Linked DNA regions of Homo sapiens: region 1 is linked to region 2. A link is an interaction called in ENCODE POLR2A ChIA-PET data of the cell type or tissue named here. Cell type or tissue: Panc1. All regions are shown on one strand. Each heading gives the region's core, and the rest is flanking DNA. Links, peaks and the distances in the headings are about the cores only.

Evidence for each region. Peaks named below come from ENCODE experiments on the same cell type or tissue, not always from the same donor. Only the 100,000 strongest peaks of a DNase experiment are listed, where the experiment ranks them.
Region 1: POLR2A ChIA-PET joins it to region 2 with 5 read pairs; 2 of 35 experiments call an interaction of 5 or more read pairs at or near these places.

Annotation. Positions count from the first base shown.
Region 1 is chr6:36,211,906-36,214,405 of GRCh38, reverse strand. BRPF3 (bromodomain and PHD finger containing 3) reads right to left here. Exons shown (of 13, transcript NM_015695.3): 8 at 20-526. Among named protein-coding and RNA genes, the nearest start is that of BRPF3-AS1, 16 kb to the right of the region's middle. In Panc1, for the core only: no CTCF peak of the experiment used is centred there; no DNase peak of the experiment used is centred there.
Region 2 is chr6:35,949,141-35,957,146 of GRCh38, reverse strand. It overlaps SLC26A8 (solute carrier family 26 member 8), which reads left to right. Exons shown (of 20, transcript NM_052961.4): 17 at 1,627-1,995; 18 at 5,648-5,702; 19 at 5,800-5,984. Among named protein-coding and RNA genes, the nearest start is that of SRPK1, 32 kb to the right of the region's middle. In Panc1, for the core only: no CTCF peak of the experiment used is centred there; a DNase peak (open chromatin) is centred at 4,598.

The DNA.
Region 1 (2,500 bases), core at 1-2,500, 260 kb before region 2:
AAGTCACAGGCAGGGTCACCTGTCTCTTCCTCCTGCTGGGGGGACCTCTCCCCTTCGCTCTCACTACAGCTCCTGCTCCTTGGCCGCTTCCGGGAGTGGCGCTCTTCCTCGATGCTGGCTGGAGAGGCAGGAGAGCCTGCCACACCATGGTCCTCGCCATTCTCCAGGACCCTGTCTGGGCTTCTCTGTAGCTTAACCCCATTCTTGGCCTTCTTGAAGAGGACTGATGTGCGGCGACCCACACCACTAAGTGGGGTACCGGCCGGGGTGTCAGGGGCCATGAGGGATAGTCTGTTGATGCCATTGTCACTGAGCAAGCGTTGCAAAGGCTCATTCCCTAGCTGCAGTGGTGATTTTTCCAAGAGCTCATCTTCTTCCACCTTTCTGGGCTTTAGGAACCTGCTTGGAGGTTTGCTATCATTAATGGGTTTCAGAGTAGGGGGCTCCGGGGGGGATTCTTGCTCAGACAAGGAAGGTGCAGGCCCAGTGGGCTCCAGGGTTGGCGGAGGAGGCAGTTTGGAGTCATCTATTAGAAAAAAAGAGAATCTGCTTGAACATTTTAGAAAGAGTCTGCTCCTACAAGCTAGATACTGACACTGACAACCAAGGACCAAAAGCATTGGCTGTTATAAGGCTTGAGATGCATTCAAGGTCTTAGATCTGAAGCAAAGAGAAAGGAGGATTAGGTTTTTTTTTTTTTTCAGAGACAGGATCTTGCTCTGTTGACCAGGCTGGAGTGCAGTGGTCTGATCACAGCTCACTGCAACCACAAACTCCTGGGCTCAAGTGATTATCCTGCCTCAGCCTCCAAAGTAGCTAGGTCTATAAGCACACACCACCACACTTGGCTAGGCTAATTTTTCAAAAAAATTTTTGTAGAGACAGGGTCTTACTGTGTTGCCCAGGCTGGTCTCAAACTCCTGGCCTCAAACAATCCCCCTGCCTCTGCCTCCCAAAGTGCTGAGATTACAGGGATGAGCCACTGTACCCATCCCCAGGAGAAGTAAGTTTTATCTACACTAGTAGTTCTCAACCCTGGCTATGTATAAGAATCACATAGGAAGTTTCTTAAAAATTCCAATGCCTAGGCTCCATCCCATACCAACTGAAACCAAATTTGTAAAGATAGGGTATTTTGTTTTTTAAAGCTTACCAAGTGAGTCTAATGAAGTGAGGATTGCAAACCATTGCTCTACACAAAGAAAGCCACATGCTTAATCAATAAATAGGTTAAGTCTCAGCTTGACAGATTAGGTATCTACAATTCTCACTGGACTCAAGAGTTTTCTCATCTGTCAATCGATTTTATTTCACATCACCCAAGTAAGAACAAGTACAGCAGGCAGAAAAAGTTCACAAATGTGAAAAACGAGACCAAGTAAGTTAAATCAGTGGTTGCCAAACATGTGTGCTCACCTACCACCTTGAAACTTTTTTTTTTTTTTTGAGACGGAGTCTCGCTCTGTCGCCCAGGCCGGACTGCGGACTACAGTGGCGCAATCTCGGCTCACTGCAAGCTCCGCTTCCCGGGTTCACGCCATTCTCCTGCCTCAGCCTCCCCAGTAGCTGGGACTACAGGCGCCCGCCACCGCGCCCGGCTAATTTTTTGTATTTTTAGTAGAGACGGGGTTTCACCTTGTTAGCCAGGATGGTCTCGATCTCCTGACCTCATGATCCACCCGCCTCGGCCTCCCAAAGTGCTGGGATTACAGGCGTGAGCCACCGCGCCCGGCCGAAACTTTTAAAAATTGAGACTTCCAAGCCAAAGCCCAGACATCCCTAACTGAATCTATGGGAGGTGAGGCTACACCTTTTTTTTTTTTTTTTTTTTTTCTAGGTGATGCTGTTGGCCTACTGGGCACAACTCTGTACTGCCACAGCCCCAGAAGTAGGGATACAAATGGCATGCTGACTGTCATACGGGGAGTCCAGAGGAGTCACAATGGACATAAAAGCCCTCTGATGTCAAATGTGATCTCTCAACTATGTCTCCATTCTCTGCCAACCTAAAATAAAATGGGCTGTTACCTACAATTTGGGCCCCTATCCATTGGAAGTAACTTCCAGCCTTTTCGACTGTGTGCGTGACAGGCCCTCCCAAGCTATAGGCTCGGATCCGAAGGCAGGTATGAGGGAGACAATTCCATCCCCAGTGAAGGAGAAGAATGAGAAGCAGCTTAGCTTATAAGGTTCCTGGGTTTCTGAGAGTCACTTCCCTGGCTGTCTTTTCTTCTTTTTTATTTTTATTTTTTTGTCTTTTCTCAAGATCAAGAAAAACTGTGGAAACCAACTATCTTTTATAGTCTGGCCTCTCTACTTGAGATGGGCCTGTAGATTCAGCCAGATGGGGTAAAAACCATGAGGTGGCTCAAAAGCCCAGGGTCTTTCCTTCTCTGCTATCACCTCACACCCCAACCTAACCTGCTCTAGAGTCTCTCCACGTGATGTTACAAGGTAGGCTGATATTTAACTGGTATGTACAATACGGCTGTATCAGGTG
Region 2 (8,006 bases), core at 3,242-5,741:
GGGTTCAAGCAATTTTCCTGCCTCAGCCTCCCGAGTAGCTGAGATTACAGGCATTTACCACCCTGTCTGGCTAATTTTGTATTTTTAGTAGAGACGTGGTTTCTCCATGTTGGTCAGGCTGGTCTTGAACTCCCAACCTCAGGTGATCTGCCTGTCTCGGCCTCCCACAGTGCTAGGATTACAGGCGTGAGGCACACCCCCAGCTTTTGTTTTTTTTTTTTTCTTTTGAGATGGAGTTTTGCTCTTATTGCCCAGGCTGGAGTGCAATGGCACAATTTCAACTCCCTGCAACTTCTGCCTTCTGGGTTCAAGCGATTCTCCTGCCTCAGCCTCCTAAGTAGCTGGGATTACAGGCATGCACCACCACACCTGGCTAACTTTGTATTTTTAGTAGAGATGGAATTTCGCCATGTTGGTCAGGCTGGTCTCGAACTCCTGACCTCAGATGATCCACCCACCTCAGCCTCCCAAAGTTCTGGGATTACAGGTGTGAGCCACCATGCCTGGCCTTACTTATCCCTTCAATGAACGTGTGCACACTGCCAGGTAGAGTCTGGTTCCTGTAAATGCAGAGTCCACATTTGCATCCTGCACATCATTGTGTTCCTGGTCCTTGTTACTGTCCTTAAGCTATAGCAGGCAGTCTGGGCCTTTAGGAGGTTGACAGCAGTGGTAAAGACAGCCTTGCTCATGTAATTTTTTTTTTTTTTTTTTTTTTGGACATAAGGTCTTGCTCTGTTGCTCAATCTGGAGTGTGGTGGTGTGGTCACAGCTCACTGCAGCCTCAACCTCCCAGCTTCAAGCGATCCTCTCACCTCAGCCTCCTGAGTACCTGGGACAATAGGCGTGTGCCAGCTTTTTTTGGGGAGGGGGCAGGGGGGCACGACAGGGTCTCACTGTGTCACCCAGGCTGGAGTGTGCACTGGTGCAATCTTGGCTCACTGCAACCTTCATCTCCCAGGCTCAAGCAATCCTCCCACCTCAGCCTCCCCAGTAGGTGGGGCTACAGGCTCACTGACACGCCCAGCTATTTTTATTCTTATTTATTTTTTATTGTTTTGTATTTTTTGTAGAGACAGATTTTTGCCATGTTGCCCAGGCTGGTTTCAAACTGCTGAGCTCAAGGGATCCACCTGCTTTGACCTTCCAAAGTGCTAGAATTATAGGCATGAGCCACTGCACCCAGCCTTCAAGTGCTTTTTGTCTTAAGGAAGTCTGAAAGGAGACTGTTGCACTGATGAAGGAAGAGGGTGCTGAGACAAGGGACTGATGGGAAAAAAATACTTCACACAAAGTATTAGTAGGCACTGGAGACTAACTAGGACCCAAGCATGAGGAAAAGGAGTAAAAGATGTTTTAAGTCTGGCTCACTGGGACAGTGATGAACATCAGAAGTTGGGAGGGGGGTGTCGTGGGTGGTGAAGATGAGGAAAGATGACTGTGGGGGCTTCAGTTGTGAGCTTGAAGTGACAGATATCCAAGTAAAAAATGCACAGTACCTACTCTCGGGAGAAGTTTCATGAGAGAGGGACATGAGCTGGCAGAGACAAGAAATAGCATCGTTGCAAGTCCTTCCGGCCCTTGTTGGTGTCTTACCACAGCCCTCCCTTAACTCTGTCGTCCCAGATTCTTTACACAGAGCGATTTGAAAATAAACTGGATCCCGAAGCATCCTCCATTAACCTGATTCACTGCTCACATTTTGAGAGCATGAACACAAGCCAAACTGCATCCGAAGACCAAGTGCCATACACAGTATCGTCCGTGTCTCAGAAAAATCAAGGGCAACAGTATGAGGAGGTGGAGGAAGTTTGGCTTCCTAATAACTCATCAAGAAACAGCTCACCAGGACTGCCTGATGTGGCGGAAAGCCAGGGGAGGAGATCACTCATCCCTTACTCAGATGCGTCTCTACTGCCCAGTGTCCACACCATCATCCTGGATTTCTCCATGGTACACTACGTGGATTCACGGGGGTTAGTCGTATTAAGACAGGTAAGTACTGAGGAGGCCTTGGCAGGAGCTCTGATCCCCCTCCTACCATCCCAACCCCACCCTGATCCTGATTGAATTCTGTTAGTCACTGATCAGCTGCTATGAGACTGCTAGGCCACCAGAGCCTTGGACACCAAAGGCAGTACAATATAAGGTCAATCAAAATAAAAAGAGAATGAACCAATTCTTTTTTCTTTTTTCTTTTTTGAGATGGAGCCTCACTCTGTTGCCCAGGCTGGAGTGCAGTGGCACAATCTTGGCTCACTGCAACCTCCACCTCCCAGGTTCAAGAGATTCTCCTGCCTCAGCCTCCTGAATAGCTGGAACTACAGGCATGTGTCACTACGCCCTGCTAATTTTTGTATTTTTGGTAGAGACGGGGTTTCACCATGTTGGCCAGGTTGGTCTCAAACTGCTAACCTCAAGTGATCCGCGCACCTCGGCCTACCAAAGCTCTGGGATTACAGGCGTGAGCCACCATGCCCAGCCTAAAATGAACCAATTCTGATGTATTGAGCTGCGGTTGGTTTGGTAAGCATAAAACATTATTATTTCTCAAGAAATGAAAAACAGGACACTCTGAACTTCACTGAAACAGCAATCTGTGCCACGCCCAGTAACTCCCAGAACATCCTGGGAGTCAGCTGCAAATCTCTTCAAGGAATAGGTCTGAATGCTTCAGAAAAAAAGCAGCTCACCAGGAATTCTCCACAGTTCAGCTGATCTGAGCCAGCACTGTAAAAGGCACTGGGCTGTCTTGTACTCCAGTTTGAAGACGTTGGGATGAAATGACACCTCAAACTTGGGGCTGGCTGTCCAGTACCTGCAGGGTCTTCCCCACTTCCTTCCTCACTGACACATCATCAGGTGAAAAGGACAAGGATGATTTTCCCTTCAAAAGCTGTGTCCCCGGGTCCTGACTTCTTTTCTACTCTTGGGTTTCTCTAACAGTTCTCTTTTGTCTTCCTCCTATATGGTACAGACAGTTTAAGTGCACAGCTAACCATATTGATGTCATTGTTTAATGCCTCATAAGTATAATATTCCTTTTTAGCCAGCTTATCCCAGTTTACAGCACTCTGTCTCCCTCTTGGTGATGGCTCAGGTTTGAACATCCTGAACACTCATGGTGTTTGAGTGCTTCTTTTGAGATTTGCACACCTCTTTTGAGATTTGTGCCTTTGGATGGTTTTCCTTCTTTTATCCTCAGAACCTATTTTGTCATATTTTCTTACTCCTAAGGGAATACGACTGCCTCTTAAGTGAGTCCAGCTTCTCTTTGGTCTGGGGCAAAAGGAAGCTTTTCATAGCAGAAAGAACTCTGGTTTGCAGTCTGGGATGTATGCTCTGTCTTGGCTCACTGTCCTTCTGACCCGAGGCAAGTTACTAAATTGAACTGGGTCTCCGTTTCCTAATCTACAAAATGAGAGGTTTGGAAGAGATTAAGAGCTTTCCCATCCATGAGATCCTTTTATTTTTCAACACCACTTTCTGACTCAATTATACTTTGAAAATCTGTTGTTATTTGGGCTTTTCCATCTTATTCTACTGGGCTATGTTCTCCCCTCCTGGTCCTGGGCTGTAGTTGTTACTTTAGATTTTATTCAGCCCACGTTGCTGAGTGTCTACTACGTGCCAGACTGAGCTGGGCACATGTATATACACTATCTCATGTAATTTTCACAACTGCCTTGAGAGACAGGCCATACTTTCCCCTAAGAGTCTGAGGCTCACAGCTCATAAGTGGCCTGTCCAGCATTGAAACTTTTAAGTATCTGACTTTATATCATACTTTCTCTCTGTTCCATGGTATAGTTGTGCCATTGTCTCCCTTGCTCCTCCTCTTTTTGTAGAGGCACCATATGTTCTGGTCCTTGGCAGCACCCACCCACACCTGGCCCATGTTGATGACTTTCTGTTCCATCCCCAACATGGAGACAATGTCAGACGCCTTTCACTTTCAGCCTTCAGAGATTCATGGTGTACTTTTGCACTCTAAAAATACAGGTTTCTTCATTTCCTTTGTAGTTGTGTATACTGCCTCCTTATTGGAAGAAATCATTCTATTTACTTTATAATTGAAAACTGGAACCTAAGAAAAATCCATCAGTCCATTTTTTTTTTTTTTTTTTTTTTTTGAGACAGCATCTTGCTGTGTCGCCCAGGCTGGAGTGCAGTGGCATGATCTCGGCTCACTGCAATCTCCACCTCCCGGGTTCAAGTGATTCTTCTGCCTCAGTCTCCTGAGTAGCTGGGACTACAGGCGCACACCACCACACCCGCATAATTTTTGTATTTTTAGTAGAGACGGGGTTTCACCATATTGGCCAGGCTTGTCTCGAACTTCTGACCTCGTGATCTGCTTGCCTCAGCCTCCCAAAGTGCTGGGATTACAGGCATGAGCCACCGCGCTCAGCCTACCCATCAGTCCATTCTTATTGGAGACAGCCACTCAGATTAAACTTCTTCCTAATTCATGGGACTTTCCTTTTCCAGCACTTGTCATTTAGAGTCTGTTGTGGCCCTTTGCCAAATGACTTTGTGATTTGCCATATGATCAAGAATGACTTCATTTCCTCTTGGTAGTGAAAGAAGCAGAGTTCGTTTCTTTTGACACTTTAACTTAGTGCTCAGGGTTGGTGTCTACTTAGTCTTAAGTATTAAAGTCGATATTGATTTGCTTTGAAGTGAACTTCAAGATTTATTGCCCCACAGTGTATATATTGGCTGAAGCAAACTTGAGGACAGTAGCTGATGTTTACTTATCTGATAGTAAACATCTGATGTTTTACTAAAATCAAATGCAACTTTGCAAGGCAGCTCTGAATGTGACCCTCAGGGTTTCTGAATTCCGTTCCCTACTGCATCACTTGAGCGTCTCTGAGCCACATCTTGCTTCCTCTGCTCAGTAAACTCCAGGGGGAAGTGGGGGTCTCATGCAAACACTAGGCCATCATGCCAAAATATGGTTGTTTGAGATGATTCTCCAGAGTGTTTGCCTCACACCTGTGCCTGTCTCTATGCTAGGGCTTTCCTCCTGCAGACGTCCTGTCTTGATATATACTGTTTATCCCCTTGAGACTATGGGCAGCTCTCCCTCCTGCTCCCCACCCTCACATGACACGGTCTGATTCTCTTTTGCATTCCCAGCACTGTAGATGTTTTCCGGCATAGAGAACTCCACTCATCAAATGTTTGTAGAGCTGAATTGGGATGCAAGGTACATATACCCCCAGACAAGTGAAGGGCCAAAGGGGTTTTAAAACTCGGCTAATTGGCTGGGTGCAGTGGCCCACGCCTGTAATCCCAGCATTTTGGGACGTCGAGGCAGGCAGATCACGAAGTCAGGAGTTTGAGACCAGCCTGGCCAATATGGTGAAACCCTGTCTCTATTAAAAATACAAAAATTAGCCAGGCGTGTGGTATGCACCTGTAGTCTCAGCTACTTGGGAGGCTGAGGTGGACAAATCACTTGAACCTGGGAGGCGGAGGTTGCAGTGAGCCGAGATCATGCCACTGCACTCCATCTGGGTGACAGAGTGAGACTCTGTCACAAAAAACCAAAACAAAACAAGACAAAAACTTAGCTAATTAGAAGGCCTTTCCTAGCAAGTATAAAGCCTTCTGATACTGGTTTTCTCTCCCCCCACAGATATGCAATGCCTTTCAAAACGCCAACATTTTGATACTCATTGCAGGGTGTCACTGTGAGTATCCTTCACCCTATGAGAGGGCTGTTTTGCACCCTGGGTCCTCTGCTCCCCAAGTATCTGACATTGTGTGTGTTCTGGGTTTGGTTTTTAGCTTCCATAGTCAGGGCATTTGAGAGGAATGATTTCTTTGACGCTGGCATCACCAAGACCCAGCTGTTCCTCAGCGTTCACGACGCCGTGCTGTTTGCCTTGTCAAGGAAGGTCATAGGCTCCTCTGAGTTAAGCATCGATGAATCCGAGACAGTGATACGGGAAACCTACTCAGAAACAGACAAGGTCAGACAAACCGACAAAGCATGAGGTTGGGGGAAGGGATTGAGGGCAGTGGGGGGATGGGTGAGGGGTGGTTGGGGGCTGGGAGTCAGGATTCCTGATCAGATAGAGGAATAATGTCCAGGAAAGGTATTTAGTATGGCTGTACCAGAATCTGGGATGTTGAAATGCACCCTTACCACTTGGTAAATAGCAGTGGATCTGAGCAGCCAAGTGCCCTCACTGTCATGGCATCAGGGTTCCATTCAAGAAATTTCCCTAACTGAAGAGAGGGTTTGCCCAACCCAGCACAGACCTCAAGGATCCTTCTACAGCATTCTTGGTTAGTGTCTATTACCAGTTGCTAAATATTCTAAATGTCTCCCCTAGCTATACCTTTAGAATTCCTCCCCACCCCACCCACTCTTGGGATGAATAATAATACTAATGAACTAGCAGAGATTCAGATCTATAATCTTGTCTAATACCTCAGCTTTATTACCTTTACATTGTTGTGGTATGAGATTTACTCAAGCTGACCAAATGCAAAGGAGAATAATATATAAGTCTGAATTTTCAGCCTTTTATTAATACTGAGACCTGGCTGAGTGCGATGGCTCACGCCTGTAATCCTAGCACCTTGGGAGGCCGAGGCAGGTAGATCATGAGATCAGGAGTTCGAGACCATCCTAGCCAACATGGTGAAACTCCTTCTCTACTAGAACTACAAAAATTAGCCAGGCATGGTGGCGGGCACCTGTAGTCCCAGTTGCTTGGGAGGCTGAGGCAGAATTGCTTGAACCCGGGAGGCAGAGGTTGCAGTGAGCTGAGATCACGCCACTGCACTCCAGCCTGGGCGACAGAGTGAGACTCTGTCTAAAAAAAAAAAAATACTGAGACCTGGGCCTACTTTAGCATTTTCAAATCAGTACCTGTGTAGGTTAAAGGTTTCCAAAAACAAAAAAAGGAAATTAAAACAGATGGGCACTAAAATATTATCTAATATTATCTAATGACTAGAAATCATTATTAAACAAAGCCTAGTTGATGAAATGAGACACCACATCTGAAACAGTTAAGACCGTACAACGGGCGGGCGAGATGGCTCACGCCTGTAATCCCAGCACTTTGGGAGGCCAAGGCAGGCGAATCACTAGGTCAGGAGATCGAGACCATCCTGGTGAAACCCCATCTCTACTAAAAATACAAAAAAATTAGCCGGGCGTGGTGGCACGCGCCTGTAGTCCCAGCTACTTGGGAGGCTGAGGCAGGAGAATCGCTTGAACCCAGGAGGCAGAGGTTGCAGTGAGCCGAGATCGCGCCACTGCACTCCAGACTGGGCGACGGAGTGAGACTCTAAAAAAAAAAACAAAAAAACACACACACACACAACTAGTTAACTGGTAGTTAATAAAAAAACAACTAGTTAACTAGTAGTTAATAATTAGTAATGACTAACTAATTGGTTTGAATTATGCAGTCTGCTTTTACTATAAATGGAAGTTTCTCTATTTTTTAATTTATAATTATGATACTCGATATATTTGTTTTTACATATTTAGTCATATCTATTAATGTTTCCTTTTCTTATTATATTTACTTTTTATTTAGAAAGTCATTCCCTCTTAGAAGGTAAATAAGACACATTTTCTAGATTTTTATGTTTTTATTTTTTATATGTTATACTCTTTAATGTAAATAGAATGTATTTCAGTATACAGGTATTGAAGGGTAATCTTTATTTTTTTTTTATTTTTGAGACAGTCTCATTCTGTCACCCAGGCTGGAGTGCAATGGCATGGTCTCGGCTCACTGCAACCTCTGCCTCCTGGGTTCAAGCGATTCTCCTGCCTCAGCCTTCCAGGTAGCTGGGACTACAGGCGCCCGCCACCACACCTGGATAATTTTTATATTTTTAGTAGAGACAGGGTTTCACTATGTAGGCCAGGCTGGTCTTGAACTCCTGACCTCATGATCTACCCGCCCCAGCCTCCCAAAGTGCTGGGATTACAGGCATGAGCCACTGCACTCAGGCTTAATCTTTAT